Linked DNA regions of Homo sapiens: all the other regions are linked to region 1. Evidence: chromatin loops called from intact Hi-C (ENCODE). Cell type or tissue: Caco-2. All regions are shown on one strand. Links, peaks and the distances in the headings refer to the core of each region. The heading gives the core; the rest is flanking DNA.

Evidence for each region. Peaks named below come from ENCODE experiments on the same cell type or tissue, not always from the same donor. Only the 100,000 strongest peaks of a DNase experiment are listed, where the experiment ranks them.
Region 2: it touches region 1 in a loop (3-fold over the local background); 2 of 110 quality-filtered maps call a loop at or near these places.
Region 3: it touches region 1 in a loop (6-fold over the local background); 6 of 110 quality-filtered maps call a loop at or near these places.

Annotation. Positions count from the first base shown.
Region 1 is chr18:9,873,393-9,881,103 of GRCh38, reverse strand. It overlaps the pseudogene PIGPP4. Among named protein-coding and RNA genes, the nearest start is that of TXNDC2, 8.7 kb to the left of the region's middle. RefSeq lists a cis regulatory region at 3,378-4,195. In Caco-2, for the core only: no CTCF peak of the experiment used is centred there; DNase peaks (open chromatin) are centred at 3,673 and 4,043; H3K4me3 peaks cover 421 bases.
Region 2 is chr18:9,729,846-9,737,556 of GRCh38, reverse strand. All of the region lies in intron 1 of RAB31 (RAB31, member RAS oncogene family), which reads right to left. Among named protein-coding and RNA genes, the nearest start is that of RAB31, 25 kb to the right of the region's middle. RefSeq lists an enhancer at 2,456-2,955. In Caco-2, for the core only: no CTCF peak of the experiment used is centred there; a DNase peak (open chromatin) is centred at 3,226.
Region 3 is chr18:9,821,089-9,828,799 of GRCh38, reverse strand. The region is part of intron 5 of RAB31 (RAB31, member RAS oncogene family); the gene reads right to left. Among named protein-coding and RNA genes, the nearest start is that of TXNDC2, 61 kb to the left of the region's middle. In Caco-2, for the core only: no CTCF peak of the experiment used is centred there; a DNase peak (open chromatin) is centred at 3,089.

The DNA.
Region 1 (7,711 bases), core at 2,463-4,962:
TTCAGATGAGATAATTTTCCAGAAAATATACTATTTTGTAATCATTTTCACTTAAGAATGTATTTCCATGTTTCCTCCAGTGAAGGTCACCGGGCGCCTGTAATGCGGGTAGGGCAGGGAATGGGGAGGGCACCTCAGGGCCTTGGGCCTCTCCTCAATTTTTCCTCCCTTGTACCTTGAGTCCCTCGGTCTATGCTTGTGCAGAGAACACAGTGCTTATTTTATTATGAGATGTTATTTCTGAATTTTGGTGAAAATCCTTAGGCTTAACCTATTGGCATCAAAAACACTGGGCAGTTGTGTTATGTGTCTCCCTCCTTATTACTTATTTTAGTCATTGGCCAGGAACTCGTGTTTGGAATTAACATGATGAATCCCTCTCCACTCAACTCCATTCAGGCAATCACAGACTACTAAACTAAAAATCAACAATGGAAGAAATGCCAGGAAGAGGCCATCCCAGCATTAAGAGATACTCTTATCATCAAAGTAAACCAAATGTTCTTTCTTGCAGCCAAATAACTTTTTTTTTTTTTTTTTTTTTTGAGACAGAGTCTCACTGTATCACCCAGGCTGGAGTGCAGGGGCGTGATCTCGACTCACTGCAACCTCCGCCTCCTGGGTTCAAGTGATTCTCCTCCCTCAGCCTCCCAAGCAGCTGGGATTTCAGGCACCCGCCACCACACTCCGTTAATTTTTGTATTTTTAGTAAAGACAGGGTTCCACCATGTTGGCCAGGCTGGTCTCAAATTCCTGACCTCAGGTGATCCACCCGCCTTGGCCTCCCAAAATGTGGGGATTACAAGCATGAGTCACTGCATCTGGCCTCCAAAGAACCTTACAGCAAAAACTGAACTATATGTAGACATGCTAACACCAACCACTTATTTATGTTTTTGACATCATAAGTTTGACCATAATTATTTTGACTATCTCTCTTATTTAGATGGTACTGAGACATAAAGAAAAATAAATTTAGGCCAGGCATGGTGGCTCAGACCTGTAATCCCAGCACTCAAATGTGGGTGGATCATTTGAGGTCAGGAGTTCAAGACCAGCCTGGCCAACATGGTGAAACCCCGTCTCTACTAAAAATACAAAAATTAGCTGGGCATGGTGGCGGGCACCTGTAGTCCCAGCTACTCAGGAGGCTGAGGCAGAAGAATCGCCTGAACCCGGGAGGTGCAGGTTGCAGTAAGCCGAGATCACACCACTGCATTCCAGCCTGGGCAACAGAGTGAGACTCTACCTCAAAGAAAAAAAAAAATTAATTTGAACTCCTCCTAGATTAAGTCTCATTAATATTGTAAATGTTCTCAGATATTAGTTAATAATGAACAGAATAAGTGAAATATTATATTACCATAAAAATAAATGTTTTTGGCCCCGCAGGATAGCACATGCCTGTAGTCTCAGCTATGCTGGAGGCCGAGGCAGGAGGATTGCTTGAGCCCAGGAATTGGAGTCCAGCCTAGGCAACATAGCAAGATCCTGTCTATAAATAAGTAAATAAATAAATGTTCTTTAGGACAGATTTTGAGTATTTTTCATGTCAAAACATGCTCACCTATAGCAGGAGTCAGCAAGTTTTTCCGTAAGGGGCAGATAACTATTTCAGACTTCACAGACCACACTTCTGTCAGAACTACTCAACTCTGCTGTTGAGTATGAACACATGAAACAGTAGCACGAAAGCAGCTATTATGGGTTCAGCGTGCCCCCCCAAAATTCATATGCTGGAGTCTTAATCCCCAGTACCTCAGAATGTGACCTCGTTTTTGGAAATAGGGTGATTGCAGATATAACTAGTTAAGATGAAGTTATATAAGAGTAGAGTGGGGCCCCTCATCCAGTATGACTGATATCCTTATAAAGAGGGGGAAATGTGGACGCAGACATGCACAGTGAGAAGACAATGTGAAGAGGCATGGGGAGAAGACGGCCATCTACAAGCCAAGGAGAGAGGCCTGGAACAGATCCTTCACTCACAGCTCTCAGAACACCTCGATTGGATTTCTAGCCTCCAGAACTGTGAGACAATCCATTTCTGTTGTTGAAGCCACCCCATTTGTGGTGGTTTGTTACAGCGGCCCTAGCAAACTAGCAGCAGATATAGAAGCCACACACAGTACATAAATGTATGGGCACGGCTGTGTCCCAATAAAACTTTATTTACAAAAAAGGGCAGCTGACCAATGGGCCATAGTTTGCCAACCCCTGACCTATATAACCATTTTTAATGGCTGATTAGTGTTCTTTCGAATGGATGAATTATAGTTTATTTAAATAATTTTCTATTGGTGGGTAAAAGTTGGTTTTGATTCTTTACTATTATAAACAATGTAGTAATAAACTTATTTATGAAGAAGTCTTTCCACATACTAATTTTCTTCTTAGAAAAATTATAAAAATGGAATCCCTAGATCAATTAGCAGACATTCCAGAGACTTTTTGATAGATATTGCCAAATGTTCTTAAGAAAAGCTGTTCTATCAGCAAGGTATTAAAGTGCAATTGATGGACAAAAAAGTTGTCATTATTAACAATTTGCATTTCTTGACTGAACATTAGTATGTTATTAGTAACAATTTGCATTTCTTTATTGAAATTTTAAAAATATTTATCATCAATTTCCATTTCTTTCTTTACAAATTGCTATATCATGGCCTTTGCTTAATATTTCTTGAAGGGAAGGCATATCCATATATATTAATTTTCTTAGCATATGTACTTATATATAATTTCCTTTTACCAGTCATTGTCATAGTTTTTTCTCAGTTTCCCTTTTAATTTCATTGATGATATTTTGGGAACAATACATAGATGCTTCCATTTTTGTGTAGTCAAATCTATCATTTTCTCTTTTCCGATTTCTCCTGGTGATATATTTAAATATAAACTTCTGAACTTTTGATTCTGAGACTGCCTCCTTTACAGCCCCAAATCAGTAATAATAGTAATAGCAATAATATTTTTATTGTATAATAATTTTTTTAGTACTATTATTTATAGTACTAAAACTTTGGAGGATTTAATTCAATGAGAATTCTAATACGAGGAAATAGTTTAAAGTGAAGTTAGTCTGCAATTCACTCCTTTTGCTACCTTATTAAAAATTCAACCATCTCAGAGAGTTAAAGAGAGCATGTTTATACATTAAGGGCTTTTTTTTTTTAGTACTACATATACTCCAGTGCCCACCAATTTACTGTGGAATAATAAAAATATGCTCCCTATAAAGATTCAGACTCTTGGTTATTTAGCCTAATGGATAGGCAATGGGGAGGCAGAAATTTAATATGGATCACCACTAATCAACACAGTAAGATGCAAAGTGGGTGCATTTTGTGGAATTTTGTAAGAAAAGAGCCCTGCTAGAAATCATATCTCCAAATTAAGATTTGGAGGTAAAAGAATCTTAACCCTATTATCAAGTAAAAAAGGGTAACGTCTGAGGCACTAGAAGGCAATACTATGAAAAAGCAAAGCTTTTTATTGCAAGTCAACTAGCAAAGAGACCAGCCCAGCTCAAATTTGTCTCCCTGTGCTGGCTTCAAGGCGGTAATCTTATCAGGAAAGGATTAGGGGGTGGATTCCGGGATTAGTAGATAATTGGTGGAAGGAAAGGGGAGGTCTGGAAACTCCTCGGACATGCACAGTTATCTCTTGATAACTGCCACCTCATGAGTTGCGTGTATAAATTTCAGGGGGAGTTAGTATGAAACACATGGTGGAAACATGGGCTGTGACATCAGCAAGCCTGTTCTGTGCAAAATCCAGTTGGCCATTTTGGTTCCAACCGATTTCAGCCAGTTTTGAAATCTCACAAGCTGAGGGAGTGTCAGCATTTCAACAAATGGTTTCTTTTTATCTGCCATCCTGCAAACTCAAGAATTTCTGTTAGTCATTGGTTTCTTACTCTTTGGGGCGTAGTTTCAGTTTAAACTTTGTTTCTTTTCTTATCTGCTATCTTGTAAGCCCAAGAATTTCTGTTAGTCATTGTTTCTTTAACTCTCCGGGGGCAGTTTTAACCCCAAGCTCTCTATCCTAGTTACAGTACTAACTGGGGCACACAGGCGGCTGTCCCTTACCTCTGACATTCCTTCCAATCTTTACTCCAGAGAGAAGCAGCCCTTTGGGCATAATAATGCGTTTTTACATAAACTTTTAATTTTAGAATACATATGTTCATAGAAAAGTTTCAAGGATAGTACAGAGTTCCCATACACCCCACATCCAATTTTCTCCACTGTTAACATCTTAGATTACTATGGTATGCTTGTCACAACTAAGGAGCCAACATTGACATATTACTATTCACTAAAACCCATACTTTATTTGGATTCCATTAGTTTTTCCCCAACATCCTTTTTTTCTTTTTTCCAGGACCCCATCCAGGATACCAAGTTATATTTCATTGTCATGTTTCCTTAGGCTTCTCTCAGCTGTGACAGCTTCTCAGACTTTCCTTTTTTGATTGTCTTGACAGTTTTCAGAAGTACTGGTCAGATATTTTGAAAAATGTCTCTCAAGTGAGGTTTGTCTGGTGCGTTTCTCATGGTTAGACCAGGGTTACATGTTTTTAGAAGGAAGACCACAGAGGGAAAGTGTCATTTTCATCAACTTCATCACAAATTAAACATATCAAGGGTTGATACTATCAAACATTGCTTATCACTGATGATGTTGACCTTGACCACTTGGCTGAGGTGGTGTTTGTCAGGTTTCTCCAGAGTGAATGATTTTACTGTGAATAATTTTACCGTTTCCTTATAGTATGTACCCTTTGGAAGGAAGTCACCATGCACAGCCCATGCCCAAGGGTGGAGATTATGCTCTACTTCTTTGAGGGAGGAGTAGCCACAGAAATGATTTGGAATTCTTCTGTTTGGAATATTTGCCTCCCCCCCAAAATTTATTAATTCGATTATATATTAATATCAGTGTGGATTATGGGTATTTATTTATTTATTTATTTGAGACAGAGTCTCACTCTGTCGCCCAGGCTGGAGTGCAGTGGCACGATCTCAGCTCACTGCAAGCTCCACCTCCTGGGTTCAAGCGATTCTCCTTCCTCAGCCTCCCAAGTAGCTGGGATTACAGGCACCCACCACCACGCCCGGCTAATTTTTTGTACTTTTAGTAGAGACGGGGTTTCACTGTGTTAGCCAGGATGGTCTCGATCTCCTGACCTTGTGATCCACCTGCCTCGGCCTCCCAAAGTGCTGGGATTACAGGCATGAGCCACCGTGCCCGGCCGATTATGGATGTTTATTTTGTACTTTGGGTTATAATCCAATACTATGTTTTTATTTTCGGCTCAAATTGTCAGCTTTGGTCATTGAGAGCTCTTTCCGATGGCTTCTATGTCCTATTTGATATATACCTGCTGATTTGCTTTGTAAGCACTTCCTTACTTTCTGGCTCTGCAGGATACTCCTGGTTCATCCTGTATATTCACTGCCCGAGCCATAGAATCATCCATTTCTAGGTTTTTTAAAACTGGAGAATAGTATTTAGAAACCAAGACCTAGGCTAGGTGTGTTCATTGATGCTGGGTATCATTGTCTCTAGACCCTCCCCGTGAACATGATTAGGAAGTATATACATATATGTATGTGTATATATATGTATATATAGTAACCCTTGCATATACACAAATTATAATTACTTCTATATCTGCCTATCAGTATCTATATTAAGCCAAACATGAGTTCATACCGATGTCCTCAAGTCTAATTCAGTACCACGTGGCTCCTTTCAGCCTTTCTCTCTTGCTTGTCTGTAACCTTCTACTCCAAAAGTGACTTGGTTCCCATCATCCACCAACCATTTACCTATTTGCCCAATCCCAATATGCATGTAGAATGGTTTCAGGATAGTTAACCTGTACCTCCACGGTTAGCAACTTTATCAACTGGAGCACAGTGCTTGTACATATAGTTCCTTTTATCTTTAGTTTTATAGTTTCCCGCATTTCCAAAGTTACTTAACATCAGCATTTCTTTCTCCTGACACCTTCAGTGAAGTTATATCACACATTTGTAATATAGTTAAAGTCATGCACCACATAATGGCATTTGGTCAGTGATGGACTGCACATACAACAGTGGTCCCATAAGATTATAACAGAACTGAAAAATTCCTATTAGCTAGTGGCATCATGGCTGCCCTAATGTCATGGCAAAATTATTTTTAAAATAAATTTAGTGTAGACTAAAGGTACAGTGTTTATAAAGTACACAATAATGTACAGGCATGTCTCAGGCTTTTACATTCACCGCTCACTCACTGACTCACCCAGAGCAACTTCCTATGTACAGAAAGTGCCCTATGAAGATGTACCATTTTAACTTTTTTTGTTTTTGAGATGGAGTTTCGCTCTTGGCATCCAGGCTGGAGTGCAACGGCACGATCTCGGCTCACTGCAACCTTCACCTCCCAGGTTCAAGTGATTCTTCTGCCTCAGCCTCCCAAGTAGCTGGGATTACAGGCACCCACCGTCACACCCAGCTATTTTTGTATTTTTAGTAGAGACGGAGTTTTACCATGTTGGCCAGGCTGGTCTTGAACTCCTGACCTCAGGTGATCTGCCAGCCTCTGCCTCCCAAAGTGCTGGGATTACAGGCGTGAGCCACCACGCCCGGCCATTTCAATCTTTTATAGCATATTTTTACTGCATCTTTTCTATGTTTAGGTATGGATTAGGCACACAAATACCATCAAGTTATAATTGCCTACAGTATTCAGTATGGTAACATGCTCTAGGGGTTTATAGCCTAGGAGCAATAGGCTGTACTATCTACGTTTGTTTAATTTCACTCTATGATGTTCACACTATGATGAAACCACCTAATGACACATTTTTCAGAATGTATCCCTGTCATTAAGTGATGCATGACTGTATATTCTTTTTTGTTTTCTTTTTTTGAGACAGGGTCTCACTTTGTTGCCCAGTCTGGAGTGCAGTGGTGTGAACACAGGCTCACTGTAGCCTCAACCTCCCAAGCTCAAGCAATCCTGCCACCTCAGTCCCCCAAGTAGCTGGGACTACAGTTGTGCACCACAATGCCTGGCTAATTGTTGTATTTTTTTTGTAGAGACAGGGTATCGCTATGCTACCCAGGCTATGACTGTATATTCTTTTGTCACAATCTTCATTTCATCCTAGAACCCTGTTCTGTCGGTCGTTTTTTTCAAATTTGCATATATTATTTTGTGCTGTGGAGTCCTTTGGGTTTTGACAAATGGATGGGTTTTTTTTTGTTTGTTTGTTTTTTGTTTTTTGTGGGTTTTTTTTTTTTTTGACGGAATTTCACTCCTGTTGCCCAGGCTGGAGTACAATGTCACTATCTTGGCTCACTCTAACCTCCGCCTCCTGGGTTCAAGTGATTCTCCTGCCTCAGCCTCTTGAGCAGCTGGGATTACAGGCATCTGCCACCACGCCCAGCTAATTTTTTGTATTTTTAGTAGAGATGGGGTTTCACCATGTTGGCCAGGTTGGTCTCAAACTCCTGACCTCGTGATCCGCCCACCTTGGCCTCCCAAAGTGCTGGGATTACAGGCATGAGCCACTGCTCCCAGCCAATAGATGGTATTATTAACCACCACTACAGTACCATACAGAATAGTTTCATAGCCCTAAAAAAATATGTGCTTCACCTAGTCAGCCCTCATCCTTCTGCAAACCCACAGCAACCACTGATTTGCT
Region 2 (7,711 bases), core at 1,958-4,457, 140 kb after region 1:
AGATAAGTAACTGCATTATTTCCCCGCCCAACACCAAGCAGTGTATGGAAAACAAATGGTTTCACAAAGGAAAAACAGCTTTATACTCTAAATATTGAATTGCAGATGCTCTATTATACCACCGACTCAGCCTCTACTACAATGTAAATATATTTATATTCTACATAACTATACATTTATATTACATATTTACATCATGTATGTTACATAAGGAAACAGTGTGTGGGTGTGGGGGTGTGTGTGTGTGTGCACGTGTCACCTGCTACAGAGGCATGGCTGGGGTGAATCTTAAATTAAAACAGATGGAATCGCCAGCTATGCTGACAAAAAAGACTGCTATAGAATTAAACTGACCTATGAAACTGTGCTTTTTGTGGTATCTGATTGGAATTTTTATGGGCTTGACCTTGTCGCAGGGGCAGAATCTGTCATCCATGGAAAGTCATAAAGCTGAGTCACCTTGGCACACTATTCAAAACTCATTAATCGATTCTCTGCTAGACACAGAAATCTATTGATCCATTTTTTAAATTGGTACATAAAACATTTATAAGTGCAAATACATAATAAATTTTAATAGCTATTTGAAAGAGATAATACATATTTGAAAACAAAAATAACGAGTCCTTGCCCCTACCACCCAATAACATCTGAAAACACTCACACCAAAAGCTTTTCAAATGACAGGGGCAAACTTGGAAATTTACCACAAAAGAGTACTGTGCTTTTAAAATAAATTAGCATCTTCTAATACGAATTACACAAAATTTACAAAGCCAAGTTTTTTTACCACCACAATCTGAAGGCTTTCTAGAAACTGTAGGCATAACCCACTTAAGACTTCTCTTGCTTTCGGCAAATCTTATTATTAATAAACATTTGCTGAATTGACTTTGGATATTTAATGGGATATTACACACTGAGCAAATAATTACAAAATACTCCCAAGAGGAATGCCATTATTCTGATGTACAGAGTTGTCAAGGGGTTTACAAATGAACCAAACCAAATTCACATACACTGGGAAATCTCAGCTTTGCCAATCAACAAATGAAAAAAAAAGGGAGGGGAGAGGGCAGGGGCTTCCCCACAGTCACCAGAGAAAGTCCCTGCACTCCAGCATCCAGTACCCTGAGCATCATCTGGGAGGGAGGCCCAACCAACTCTGGTCCTCAAAGGTCTGGACAGGGAATAAGATCAGCAGCAAAAGTGGGCAGCGCAATTCTAGGGCAACGGTTTTAGGTTTAGGATCTAAATGCTAGAATCAAAAGGAAATGTTTTCAGGCTAGGCATGGTGGTTCACATCTGTAATCCCATCACTTTGAGAAGCTGAGGGGAGAGGATCACTTGAGGCAAGTAGTTCAATACCAGTCTGGGCAACCTAGCAAGACCCTCTAAAAAAAATTTTTAATGAAAAATTAGCCAGGCATGGTGGTGTGCACCTGTGATCCCGGCTACTCAGGAGGCTCAGGCAGGAGGGTTGTGTGAGCCCAGGAGTTCCAGACCAGCCGGGGCAACCTAGTGAGACCCCATCGCTGCAAAAATTTTAAAAATTAGCCAGGCTTGGTGGTGCATGTCTGTAGTCCCACCTACTCAGGAGGATGAGGCAGGAGGATCCCTTGTACTCAGGAGTTCAAGACTGCGGTAAGCTATTATCTCACCATGGCACTCCAATCTGGCTGACAGCAAGACTCTGCTTAAAGAAAAACATGTTTTCATATTGGCAAAGAAGATGTTACTGATTTTCTACATCAAAATGATAATGAAAGAAAAATTCCCCTTTGCCCAAGCTGATCTCAAACTCCTGGGCTCAAGCGATCCTCCCACCTCAGCCTCCCAAGTAGCTGGGATTATGGGCATGCACAACTGTGCTCAGCTTGCCCGTTTTTAAAAGGAGAAATAGGTGCTCAATACCTTAAGAGACTTTGTAGAAATCTTCCTCTTTTGTCTGACATGCCATCCAGACTGAGGAAGAGCCGGAAACTTCAGGGCCACACGAGCCACGGCCATGGCCACATCACCGAGTGCGGAAGCACCGTGGAGGCTGTGGTAATGCAGGTGGTGTGCACCACCACAGGATCAACTTTGACAAATGTCACCCAGGTTATGTGGGAAAGCTGGTGTGAGGCATTACCACTTAAAGAGGAAACAGAGCTTCAGCCCAACTGTCAACTTTGACAAACTGTGGACTATGATCCGTGAGCAGACACAGGCAAATGCTGCTAAAAACAAGACTGAGGGCCGGGCATGGTGGCTCACACCTATAATCCCTACACTTTGGGAGGCCAGGGCAGGCGGATCACTTGAGGTCAGGAGTTCGAGACCAGCCTGGCTAACATGGTGAAACCACGTCTCTACTAAAAATACAAAACTTAGGCAGGCATGGTGGCAGGCGCCTATAATCCCAGCTACTTGAGAGGCTGAGACAGGAGAATCACTTGAACCCGGGAGGCAGAGGTTGCAGTGAGCCGAGATTGCACCACTGCACTCCAGCCTGGGCGACAGAGCGAGACTCCATCTCAAAAAAAAACAAAACAACAACAACGACGACAACAAAAAACCACCGCCACCACCAAGAGGCTCCTCCCATCACTGCTGTGGTGCAACTGGGCTACTATAAAGTTCTGGGAAAGGGAAAGCTCCCAAAGCAGTCTGTCATCATGAAGGCCCAATTCTGATGAGCTGAGAAGATTAAGAATGCTGGGGGGCCTGTGTGCTGGTGGCTTGCAGCCGCAGGGAAGGAGGTTCATTAAATGCTAAATACTTTTTAAAAACAAAACCAAACAAAAAGAAATGGATATGGAAAGAATAAAACCACACACAACTTGTCTCTCACCTGGCACACAGTGCTGAGGCGCCAGAGACTCGAGTCCTTCCCCACCCCACTGCTCCCCCGCAGGGGTGGCTCCTCGGGCCCCGCTTTGTTCATCGTATCCGGGATCCTTTCTGCACCCTGCCTGCCTCTCCTTTCTGCTGTTCCTCACCTTCACTAACAATTCACCCCTCCACACCTGCAGATAGGCTCCCCAGGCTGCCAGGCTTGGCTACAGTCATCCTCTCGGCTCACCCTTAGCTCACTCACAACTTAAACTCGCAAGGTTTTGCCCATGTTCTCCTCGTTAGGTATGTAACGCTTCCTGTCCGTGTTCAGGAAAGGCAGCGGGTGTGGTGGCTTCACAACACAATCGCTGGAGTCCATAGGCCAGGAGGTAAGCACAGGTCCTGCCACTTACTGGCTGCGGGGCCCTGAGCAAGTATTTAACTTCTCCAGGCTTCCATCTCAATTGCACAATAGTGACAGGAAGAGCAACACCTCACAGGGCTGTGACAGTGCAGGGAAGGAGTTCGTCCAGTGTCAGTATATAGAGTGCGATAGATACTAGCTCTTATGTACCTGAGGACCTGAGTGCATGACCTTAGTTTAGCCTTCCTCCCTCCCTCCCTCCCTCCCTCCTCCCCGCCACCCTGCCCCCCAGCTTCCATCTCACATAACTGGACACAGGCTCCTGACTACAGGGCATGCCTCTCCCATGTAACAGAACACATTTTCTCCCCTCTTTACATTTGTATTAATAGATACTCCCCTCTTTTCAGTTGGGAGGAATTTGACCCATGCCAGCAAAATTCACTTATTTTTACCAACCAAGCCCCCCCTCCCCAGTAACCATGCCTCCTATTTTTTTTCTAGTCTCTTCTTTCTAAGAGCTACTGCATCAAATTTCAAGGATCACTAGAAAACAACGGTACAATGTCTCTGAGGGAGTCTTGAGGGAAGGATGGGCAAGGGTTTGCAGGCAACGGAGAGGCTGGCTGCAGAAGGGCTGCAGGTGGTGTCTGAGCCCAAGAACCTCATCAACAGAGCAGGGAACCAAGGCCGTGGTCCCAGCAGTCTTGTCCACACCCACCTGTGGACCGAATCCTGGAGGGAACCAGAGCCCAGGAAAATGGAATGAGGCTTGGAGTTTGGATTGGGTCTCCAGGCACAGAATACGAATGAGAATTCTAGGCCGAGCTATTAAGCAGAATGAAGGAGAACCTGGGCTTCCAGAATGCCTGTGGACACTGAAGGGTGGGACAGCTCTGGGAACAGGAAGAGCCATCTTCCAGGACACCTGTCCCTGGTCAGCCTGGAAGCAAGCAATGCTGGAGCCACACTGCAGTCAGGGGTCGTCATTTTGTCCCTCAGAACATACACCATATATGCCACATCTGCACACGTCGGATGGTTCTAACCTGGTGGGAGGAGTGACTCCCTCACAGCTCACTGTTTGGGAAGAGGAAGGATCCAGGATCTAGGATCATTTCCAATATATTGCATGTTAAGCTCAATTTATTCCTAACTTATAGACTCACAATTCCCACTGAATTAGCAATTTCTGGATTAGCTCCAATGGAAGTGATCCCACTCAAACCAAAGTGGAAAAAATAAAGATTTATAGCATGGAAAACACCCAAGTGCTGTGCGCAGTGGAAACTGTCTAACTCGCCATTCTATTTGCTTGTTTTCTACCACTGATCCAAACACATCAGCATCCAGAGCCAGGTGCCACCTGGTGAAAGCTCAGCTCATCACCATTGCTTCCCTTAACCTACCCTCAAGTTTCATTCCTTTAAGCATCCTGCAGCAACCACCAAGTGAATTCAATATAGGTCATGCTCCAGGTTATTATGCTCAGTAAGATGAGCATTAGCACAGACGATGAAAACTCACAATACACTCAGCACCCAGCAAAACTCTTGTGTGTTTACAGTGGCTCAGTCAATACTGTTGCATGAGGAAAGCAATGCATTCAGACTCCAGCCCAGGGTGTTCACGGCACCCTGCAAAGTTCAGCGCCAACCAGCTGATTCCTTCAGGGAATTTTTAAATTTGTCTGAGATGCTGTCACTTTATCATGACAGTTAAGGGGAGAAGGAAAAAGAAGTCCTTGCAGTAGCACCAAGCACTAGGGAGAGGTTGGAGACACGGCTGTGGTGGAGAGCATGGGCTCTGGTGTCAGACAAGCCTGGGTACAAGTTCCAGGACCCACCTCACTGCATGCCCACACCTAACCCGCTAACAGGGCCGTTGTGAGGACCAGAGATTGTGAACAGAGCACTGAGCATGAACTAATGTCACCACAGGGTCTAATGTATTCCAGGGGAGGATTCTGCCCTCTGCTCACCTGGCTACAGCCCTGCCCTGCTGCAGTGGGTGCAGGACTTGGGCCTCTGGGGAGGTTTCTCTGGAGACAGAGCAGACCTAGGGCTCTGATGAAACCCCTGCCCCAGGGGCCCAGCCTCATCCGGTGACCGGCCCTCTCCTTGTTGCCTGCATGCGTGTGACTCCACGTCCCCCTGGACGAAGATGGTCTGGTACCTGCATAGGCAGAGCAGAGCCCATGCTGGATGAACCCAAGAGCTCTGAGGGCATTACTAGTGACTGGTGCCCCTGGGGAGAGGAGTGGCAGAGCTGAGGGAGACGGAGGCTGGGCATCGTTTCTCGCTGCTCATCCTGTGTGTCTTCTGCATTTTGTCCTCTGCGCATGTAAATATATAAAAGAGAAAGTGAATGAAAAATGCAAGCCTACCTTTGCAAATGTGTGCACATTAAAATTTGTCTGAGTTCAATTCCTATCTGTTTGGGTGAGGAGCTTATTATCATAGATAAAAAGCAAATTCAGGCCAGGCATGGTGGCTCATGCCTGTAATCCAGGCACTTTGGGAGCTGAGGCAGGCAGATCACTTGAGGCCAGGAGTTCGAGACCAGCCTGGCCAACATGGCAAAACCCTGTCTGTACTAAAAATACAAAAATCAGCTGGGCGTGGTGCCACACGCCTGTAATCCCAGCTACTCAGGAGGCTGAGGCAGGAGAATCGTGAACCCGGAAGGCAGAGGCTGCAGTGAGCCAAGATCACACCACTGCACTCCAGCCAGGGTGATAGAGCTAGACTCTGCCTCAAAAAAAAAAAAAAAAAAAGCAAATTCCCAGAAAGGTTCTCATCTTTACATCATCACACAGGAATCACCTTGTGAGATCCACTCAGAAAGGGCAGATTCCCTCCCATACAGTTGAATCACTGGTTACCCTCATGACCACTGGCAAAGCCAGCATGGATGAATCAACAGCAGAGAGAATTTTATGTCACCTTGCACAAGTTAATTTTCTAACATAACGATTCTCTCTTTTACTTTATTCTGTCCAAGCACCTGGTAGAGGTAATAAATTATTTAATGTCCAAAAAAACAGCAAAATGGAAGAAAAGACCAAGGGAAGCTTAGGGAAGACCTGACAATGCCAAGTGGTTAAACTGCCCCAAAAATAAAAGAGCCAGCTTGTAGCTGGGCACATATCTGTAGTCCCAACTACTCGGGAAGCTAAGGCGGGACGATCACTTGAGTCCAGGAGTTCGAGACCAGCCTGATCAACACAGTGAGAACCCCCATCTCAAAAACAAAAAACTGGCTTGATATGCAGCTATGTGAAACAGCAGATATGCTGTTAAGAAGACAGAAGCCAGATGGAGCAGAGAAAGAGCATTCACTCACCCTGTGGTTCTGACTTAGCATGTAGTGAGGCTCACATGGAACTCTCAAAACTCAAGAGTTGTTGGCTACAGATCCTGCACACTCAACTCATGGGAGACGATAAACACTGAGACCTCTTCCCTCTCTCCACCAGAACAGAGCTTAAATGCAGATGCTTTCCCCCAAACTCATCACATACCATATAGGAGGAAAGAGAGAGGCTTACGGAAATGAATGCCTGCCGCCCAGCCACCCTGTGCAGAACTTCCATCTCACTGGGCATCTCACATTGACAATACAGAATGTCCCAAGCACCAAACCCTTTGATATCTTCTCTGCTGTCACTTCACACACTTTGCATTAGGAGAATGCTGGTAATCAGGAAAGAGGATTTACATATAGCATTTCAGCTTCTCCACATGCAACTAATTCTGTAACCATGTTTTCAAAAATACAGTGAGGACCGGGTGTGGTGGCTCATGCCTATAATCCCAGCACTTTGGGAGGCCAACATGGGGGAACACATGAGGTCGGGGTACAAGACCAGCCTGGCTAACACGGTGAGACCCTGTCTCTACTAAAAAAAATACAAAAATTAGCTGGGCATGGTGGCACATGCCTGTAATTCCAGCTATTTGGGAGGCTGAGACGGGAGAATTGTCTGAGCCCGAGAGGCAGAGGCTGCAGTGAGCCAAGATCATGCCACTGCACTCCAGCCCGGGCAACAGAGCAAGACTCTGTGTCAAAAAAAAAAAAAAAAGATAAGGTGAGGCTCGAAGGACTTTGTAAAATACTAAGACACTAAATGCGTATTTTAAATTTGCCCATTAAGTTTTGGGCTGCGTAAGAAATTAGTAAAAAATATTTCCAAATAACATGCAGAAGTTGTTTTTAAACTTAAAATCTCATATTTTAGCTACACCCACAGCGATGCTATAGAGAGGAGCTGGATTTCGTTGTATCTGAATGGCTCAGATTATGTTCCTTCCAAAAAAGTTATTTTATGTACGATCATTTTTTATATGAAGCATATGAAAAATCACCCAGAATCTACCACGTATTTACCACATAGACAAATGTCCATCTTTAGATCTGTCATTCAACACCATGTTATTCTTTTTATGCAACAGAATGCAGTGTGTGAGAAGTACATCAAGAGAAGAGTAAAAAAACAACCAGGGGTAAATTCATAATTCGGACACT
Region 3 (7,711 bases), core at 1,958-4,457, 52 kb after region 1:
TAGTATTTGGAATAAATTGGATTTTTAAGGTCCAGCATTTCAAATTCTGTTATTTGGTTTGTATAATTTCTAAGAAACTCCCCTACTCAACTGTGGCTCACTATCAAGACTGGAATGAGTTTTAGAGTCACATGGAAGAGATGAAAGCAATGTAAATTTATTATTCTTAGTAAAAAGTATTTATCTCCAAATATATTTTTAATCTGTTAAAAACCACAACTTTATCCAAAAATGTAAAACAAGTGAGGAGATGGCTGGTGGTGTTTCTAACTTGACCGTGTACACTATGGAAGCACAGGCTCACCCTGGTTTCCAGCTATAGATTGCACAGGAAATTGCATGAATCACACACTTACTCAAGACACTAGAACGGCTCCCACAGCCTCCTTGGAGGATGGCCAATAGGTTTGATCTCTTTAACTGGTAGTGACTACCCGAGGCATTGCATTAAGGAGGAGCCTGGGGCCACAACAGGCTCAGAAGAAAACAGTGTTCTGACTGCCTGGCAATGGGGAAGCCGAGGCGGGCACCATCCTGGCCAGCACATCGAGCCCACCCACTCTGCATGCTTCTGAGACCCACACCATCCCGCCATCTTTCCCACTATTCCCCAGGGCAGGCGCAGGGTAGATATTCTTGACGGCCCCTCCCTGCCAACACGTGCCAAGCTCGCTCCCACCTCCAGGCCTTCGTTCCAGATCTTGCCCCTTCCTGGAATTTCCTCCTCCAACACATCCGTAACTGCCTGTGGCACATACCTCACCTGGGACGCATGTCGTCCCATGCCTTTCCTAGTCACAACAGATGATTCTGACCTCTCCCCTTCCTGAACCCCTCTGTCCTTTCTGGACTGCATCAGACCAACTGGAACTTCATTAAATACAGTCTTACATTGCTCATCAGATACTTCCCCACCCCCTTTCTTGGCTGCCCAAATAGAAGTAAACATTAATAGCTCAAAGGAAAAGACAGTCTCTTTTCTATTCTCACAGCACTTTGCTGCCACAAAAGGACCGTCAAAACGTATTTGCTAATCAAATGACTGAGAGCTGATAGGACTAATTTCCTTCCTCCTACCCTACCCTATTTTCACTTCTAACACTAGATGCCCTTTGTCTTGGTGTATGACCTCTACTCCAGGAAGGAATTCTGGACTCCCTGGCAGCAGTCCCACCCATCCCTCCCAATGTTTCTGTAAGAGGCACCAGAGTGCTTCCGTAAGATGTTAAGAGACCATGATTCCATCCCTCAGAAGAGGCGAGAGTGCATGAGAACAGCCCCTGAGCATCTCCTGGGTTGTATTCATGGGGAGGGTAGGAGGAATCTTAGGCAGAGGCAGCCAGTGACAGCAGAGCCATCTCAAGGTCATTACCCACCACCTCTGAGAAGAAAGTTCTCCCACTTCCCAACCCAGCCCCCATCGTCACTGTTGTTGGGTAACTTCCCACTGCTACCACTTGTAAGATAAAATAAACTAGGTCTGAGGGGTCTTCTCCCATCGGCACTTCCTGATCCCTCCCTCATCCTTCTGATTCATTCGTGGCCCTAAATACACCAGTGAGAGGTGGAATTTCAAGGAAATGCCAACAGGAGACCCCTGAGCTTGAAAAGCAGTTCCATTAGAAGCCATGAAATGAAGGCCAATGTCCAAAAATGACCAGGAAAGCCTGAAAGAGTTTCAAATTGGGAAGAGTCAAAGGGGATTTGTGTAGAGCCAAGAATTCAAAATCAGGAAAACAAGATCAAGCAGAAGAAATGTAGAACTAGAACCTGCTATGCGGAATGTATGGGGTTGGAGTAATTTCTCCCAAGGAATGACTTATTATGGCAGCTATAGGTCAAGGCTGCCCATGCTTGTCAGAGGAAGTGTGAGGGAGTGATTCTTGCTTAAGGGCCAGGGTGGGATAGGATATGCTCTTCTTCCTCTGACCTTCCCTCCTTCGCGGAGGATCCTGGCCACATGGCCCTAAAGCAAATGGTTCCTGAAATACCTGCAGGTCCTCTCACAGAGGTCCCAAAGCCAGGTACCCTTAACCCCTTACCCAAGCCAAAGGCAACCAAGCACAGGCTGGATATAAGGGAGTCGAACCATCCAGAAGAGGGATCATACATTACTTCAGTTTCACAATAATTTGAGCAGAGGAAGAATTTGTTTAGGGTTGTTCAAAATAGGAAAATCTTTCACCAAGATCAGGAACCTAGAAAAAGATCCAAGCTAAATAGGGTAGCCTCATATTAATTTGAACCCAATCACATCTCTTCTCCTGGTGATTATGAATGTGGGGTGTGAAAGGGGGCAGAGAGGCCCTGGAAATGCTTTGGAAGAGATTAAAGATGAAGGGCCAATGGTGTCACTTTTGTGTTTTGTGTGTGTGTTTTTTTAAATAATTTCAACTTTTTTGTTTGTTTGTTTGTTTGTATTTTGAGACAATGTCTCGCTCTGTCACCCAGGCTGGAATGCAGTGGTGCGATCTCAGCTCACTGCAACCTCTGCCTCCTGGGTTCAAGCAATTCTCATGTGTCAGCCTCCCAAGTAGCTGGGATTACAGGCGTGTGCCACCACACCTGGCTAATTTTTGTATTTTTAGTAGAGGGGGGTTTCATCATGTTGGCCAGGCTGGTCTTGAACTCCCAACCTCAGGTAAGCTGCCCACCTCAGCCTCCCAACATGTTGGGATTACAGGTGTGAGCCACCCTGACCAGCCAATAATTTCAACTTTTATTTTAGATTCAGAGGGGTACGTGTGCAGGTTTGTTACATGGGTATGCGGGGTGACACTGAGGTTTGGGGTACAATTGATTCTGTCACCCACGTACTGAGCACAAGAGGAAGTTTTGCAACTGTCCCCCACTCCTTCCTGCCTCTGAAGCTCCCAGTGTCTGTTTCCATCTTTATGTCCGTGAGTGCCCAATGCTTACTTCCCCTTATAAGTAAGAACATGCAGTATTTGATTTTCTGTTCCTGGATTAATTTGCTTAGGATAATGGGTGACACTTTTGAATCCTGAAAGATGATGAGTCATTGTTTTCATTCTCCAGGAAGCCTGAAGGGCAAGAGAGAAGCCCAGACAGTGCAGCCTGCAGTTAGAGACCTGTACAGATGCCAGGATAGATTCTGGGACTTCCTCATTCTTCTCTACCATAAACTCCTACTGACGAAAGCAATGCTTTTCCGAGAATGACCCTTGGACCACTTGTAAAAGGATCACTTTTTAAAATGCACATACCCTTGCCTGCCTCTTCCTATTGAATCAAAATCTCTGGACCTGGTTCCTAGAACTGGAATTTTTAACAAGTGCACTATGGTTTCTTGAATTCATGAAACTTTTAAAACCACTGAGGCAAGGTTACAACCTATTTCTCTTTTTTTCTTTGCAAGACTCAACTGCCCTGTTTTTCCCACCAGACCCAGGAAAAGGACATGCAGCGTCCTGTAGGGCTCTCCAGACTTTCTGAGACAAAGCTTTCTTTTCTATTTAGACCCTAGGCCAATCTGCTGTCCTAGAATAGCACAGACCTTGAATTAGCCCCATGCCATGTGCTACTTGTTCAGAAACTTGCTGCCAGCCCCAGCTCGCACACAGACTAGGTTCTCCTGCCATCTTGACCAGGCAAGTCAGCTGGTACCCCAGATCCTGTGGATTCAATCCATTTGAGGTTCTTATTTTCTTGCAACTCTGACAATCCCTTAAATGTCCCCAACTGTGCAAGCCTAACTCCAGCATCAGCAGATGGTGGAGAGAACAGAATGGCCTGCCCCACCAGGAACTGCACACTCTCCACCCCTGGGAGCTGTGACCAGAACATTCATGGGGAGGGAGAAGAGCGGCAGGAAGGACGGGGGGTTACACCCCTGAGCACCTACTCTGTGCAAGTCCAGGACAGTCTTCTCACATTCCACTTTGCTTTCATGCCTCAAATTCAGAGGGACCATACATTACTTCAGTTTCACAATAATTTGAGCAGGGGAGATTTTGTTTAGGGTTGTTCAAGATAGGAAAATCTCTCACCAAGATCAGGAACCTAGAAAAAAATCCAAGCTAAAAATCCTGAGTGTACCTGACCGGATGCCTCTGAATGCCTTCCACTCTGGGAGTGGGGCGGACCTTTATACCATCTTCTGGAACATGCAAGAAGATGAAACACACTGAACAGGCATCTCTGCCAAGTACTTCTGCACTCAAATGCCTTAAGTGGGCTGAGCCAAGGTTGGAGGGCGAATTCCATTTCCATCCAGCAAATTCTCAAAATAGGCCAGGCAGAGCTCCTTCCAAGAATTGACAAGCTTACACAACCAAAGTGTGTTGGATGAGATCAGTTCCACCAACACACACACACCTACACACACACATCTACACACACACTCATACACACACATCTACACACACTCATATACACATACATCTACACACACACATACACATCTACACACACACACCTATACACACATCTACACACACATTTATACACACATACATCTACACACACATACACATCTACACACACATACACACACATCTACATACACATCTACACACACACTCATACACACATACATCTACACACACACATACACACACACATACAAACACATCTACATCCACACATATCTACACACACATATCTACATACTGTCCTGCTACAACCCTCAGTTAAAAATCAAATACAGTTTTCTGGGAATTACAGGAGAGCAAAGTACTTTGGGATTAGAGTAAAAGAAGGTCAAGCTCTGAATAAGGTCTGGGGTTTAGAGGTTTGGCTAACTCCCCAGAAAAGTTATATCAGCAGGCAGAATCTGGAGCAGCCAGATTGCTGACCAAGAACCGATTCCCCCACCATAGAAACGTGTCAACAAGCCGGTGCCCACTAGGTTCCCAGGCCCTATCACTTACCGACTATTCCTGTCTCACAGGAGACAGACATTCTGGGCAGAGACCCAGGCAGCAGTCTTCCCCTTCCCTCTTTCCTAAATGGGAATTTTTAATACAGTTACCCTGTTTATCTTTTGTACCTTAGGTGTGCTGGAGATGGTTAATTTAATCATTTGGCCCAGTGTGTTTACAAAATTTTTGTCAAATACATCCCCCTTTGTAATTTTTGCCATGTGTATATAATATATATAATGCATATGTATCACACATACCCTCACCTGACTGTTCCAATATTTATTATTTTTATCTAAATCAACTTTTTGTTAATCAGATTTTTTACTGAGATAACCGTAGATTCGTTTACATGCAGTTGTAAGAAACAGTACCAAGCGATTTCTCATACACTTCGCCCAGTTTCCCTAAATGGTCACATCTTGAAAAACTATGGTATAATATCACAAAGAGGACATTGTCATTGATGCATTCTATCTTATTCAGATTTCTCCAGTTTTACTTGTATGCACTTATGTATGTGAGTTAAGCTGTATACAATTTTACCACCTGTGTAGGTTCCTGTGTCCACCACCACAGAGAAGATACCAAGCAGTGCCGACACCACAGGGTCCCTTATGTTGCTCTTTCAAACCCATGCCCACTTTCCTCCCCGTCCCCCACCCCTACTTCCCCTTATGATAGGCCCTGGCAATCAGTAATCTATCCTCTATTTCTAAAATGTTATATAAATGGAACCATGCAATGTGAAACCTTTGGGACTGGCTTCATTCACTCGGCACAATTCCCCTGAAGATGCATTTCGAGCTGTGTGTATCAGCAGTTTGCCTCCTTTTAGTGCTGAGTAGTAGTCCATGGTATGGATGCACCACAGTTTGTTTAGCCATTCGTAACTGAAGGACATCTGGGCTGATCCCAGTTTAGGACTATTACAAATAACGTGTCTATGAATATTCATGTGCAGGTTTTGTGTGAACATAAGTTTTCATTTCTCCAGGATAAATGCCCGTGAATGTGATTGCCAGGCCATATGGTAACTGCACGTTTAGTTTTATAAGAAACTGCCAAACTGTTTTCCAGAGTGGCTGTGCCATTTTGCATTCACACCGGCAACGTATGGATGACTCAGTTTTTCCATATCCTCACCAGCATTAGGTGTTGTCGCTGATTTTTATTTTAGCCATTCTGATAGGTTTGATGATGATATTGAACGTCGCCTTATATCCTTCCTCACCATCTTCCTATTCTCTCAGGTGAAATGTCTGTTTATGTCTTTTGCCATTTTCAAATTTTTTCATGTAAATTTTGTGAGTTCTTTATATAGTCTACATACTAGTCCCTTATAGATATATAGTTTGCAAATATTTCCTCCTAGTCTGTAGCTTGTCTTTCATCCTCTTCACACCTCAATATTTCACAGAGCAAATATTTTTAAGTTTTTAAATTTTAAGGGTGTCTAATTTATCAGTATTTCCTTATATGAATCGTGCTTTTAATGATAAGTCTAAGAACTCTTTGCCTAACCCCAGATCTTTAAATTTATTTTCTTTTAGAAGTTTTTCTAAAAGTTTTATGGGTTAACATTTTACATTAAAGCCTGTGATTCATTTTAGACTAATTTTATATAAGGTTGAGGTTTGTTTTTGTTTTGCCTATTGATGTCCGATTACTCTATTTGTTGAAAAGGTCATTGGTTGAATTGCTTCTTCTGTTGAACTACCTTTGCATCTTTGTCAAAAAATCAATTGAGCATATTTGTGTAGATTTATTTCTGGGTTCTCTATTCTGTTCCATTGATCTATGCATCCGTCTCACTGCCAATACCATACTGTCTCGATTACTGTAGCTATATGGTAAGCCTTCATATAGAACAGAGTGATTCTTTCCATTATATTCTTCTTTGTCAATATCGTTTTAGCTATTCAGTGTCTGTGATTTTCCATATAAATTTTAGAATAGGCTTATTTATGTTTACAAAAAACCTTGCTAAGATTTGACAAAAATTTCATTTAAACCTATAACTCAATTTGAAGAGAATGAACATCTTTACTATGTTGAGACTTTCAATTCATAAACATAATATGTCTCTCCATTTATTCAACTCTTACATGACTTCTTTCATCAACATTTTGTACTTTTCAGCATACAGCTCCTATATATGTTTTGTTAAATATATGCCTAAGTATTTCATTTTCTTTGGAGCAATTGTAAAGAATATCGTGTTTTAAATTTCAGTTTCTGCATATTTATTGTTAGTATTAATATATAGAAATCTGATTGATTTTTCCACGTTGCTTTTGTATCCCACAACTTTGCTGAACCCACTTAGTATTTTTAGAACTTTTTTGGTAGATTCTTTGGGCTTTTCTGTGTAGATAATCATGTCATGTGCATAAATCAACTTTTTTAACATTTTAAAAGAAATATGATATCACTGTCATAAATGCAACACTAGTGTCAACTATCATAAAAAGAATGTAATCCTAAAAAATAAATATGATAAAGACAAAATATAATTAAACTCTAGTTAGACACACTTGTCTGCAGAGGGCCCTCAACCTTAGACTTTCTCTCTAAGGGAGAATAGCAAGTGTAAAAATAGGTCTTAAAAACTTAGTGTCATCGGGCTCACTTAGAACATTCCCCAGGACAGACCATATACTAAGCCATAAAACAAGCCTCAATAAATGTAAAATAATTAAAATCATACAAAGTATGTTTCAGATTACAATGGAATTAAATTAGAAATGATCAAAAGTCAAAATTTGGGAATTGCATATGCTATTAAATAAACAATGGGTTAGAACACGAATTAGAAAATATTTTGA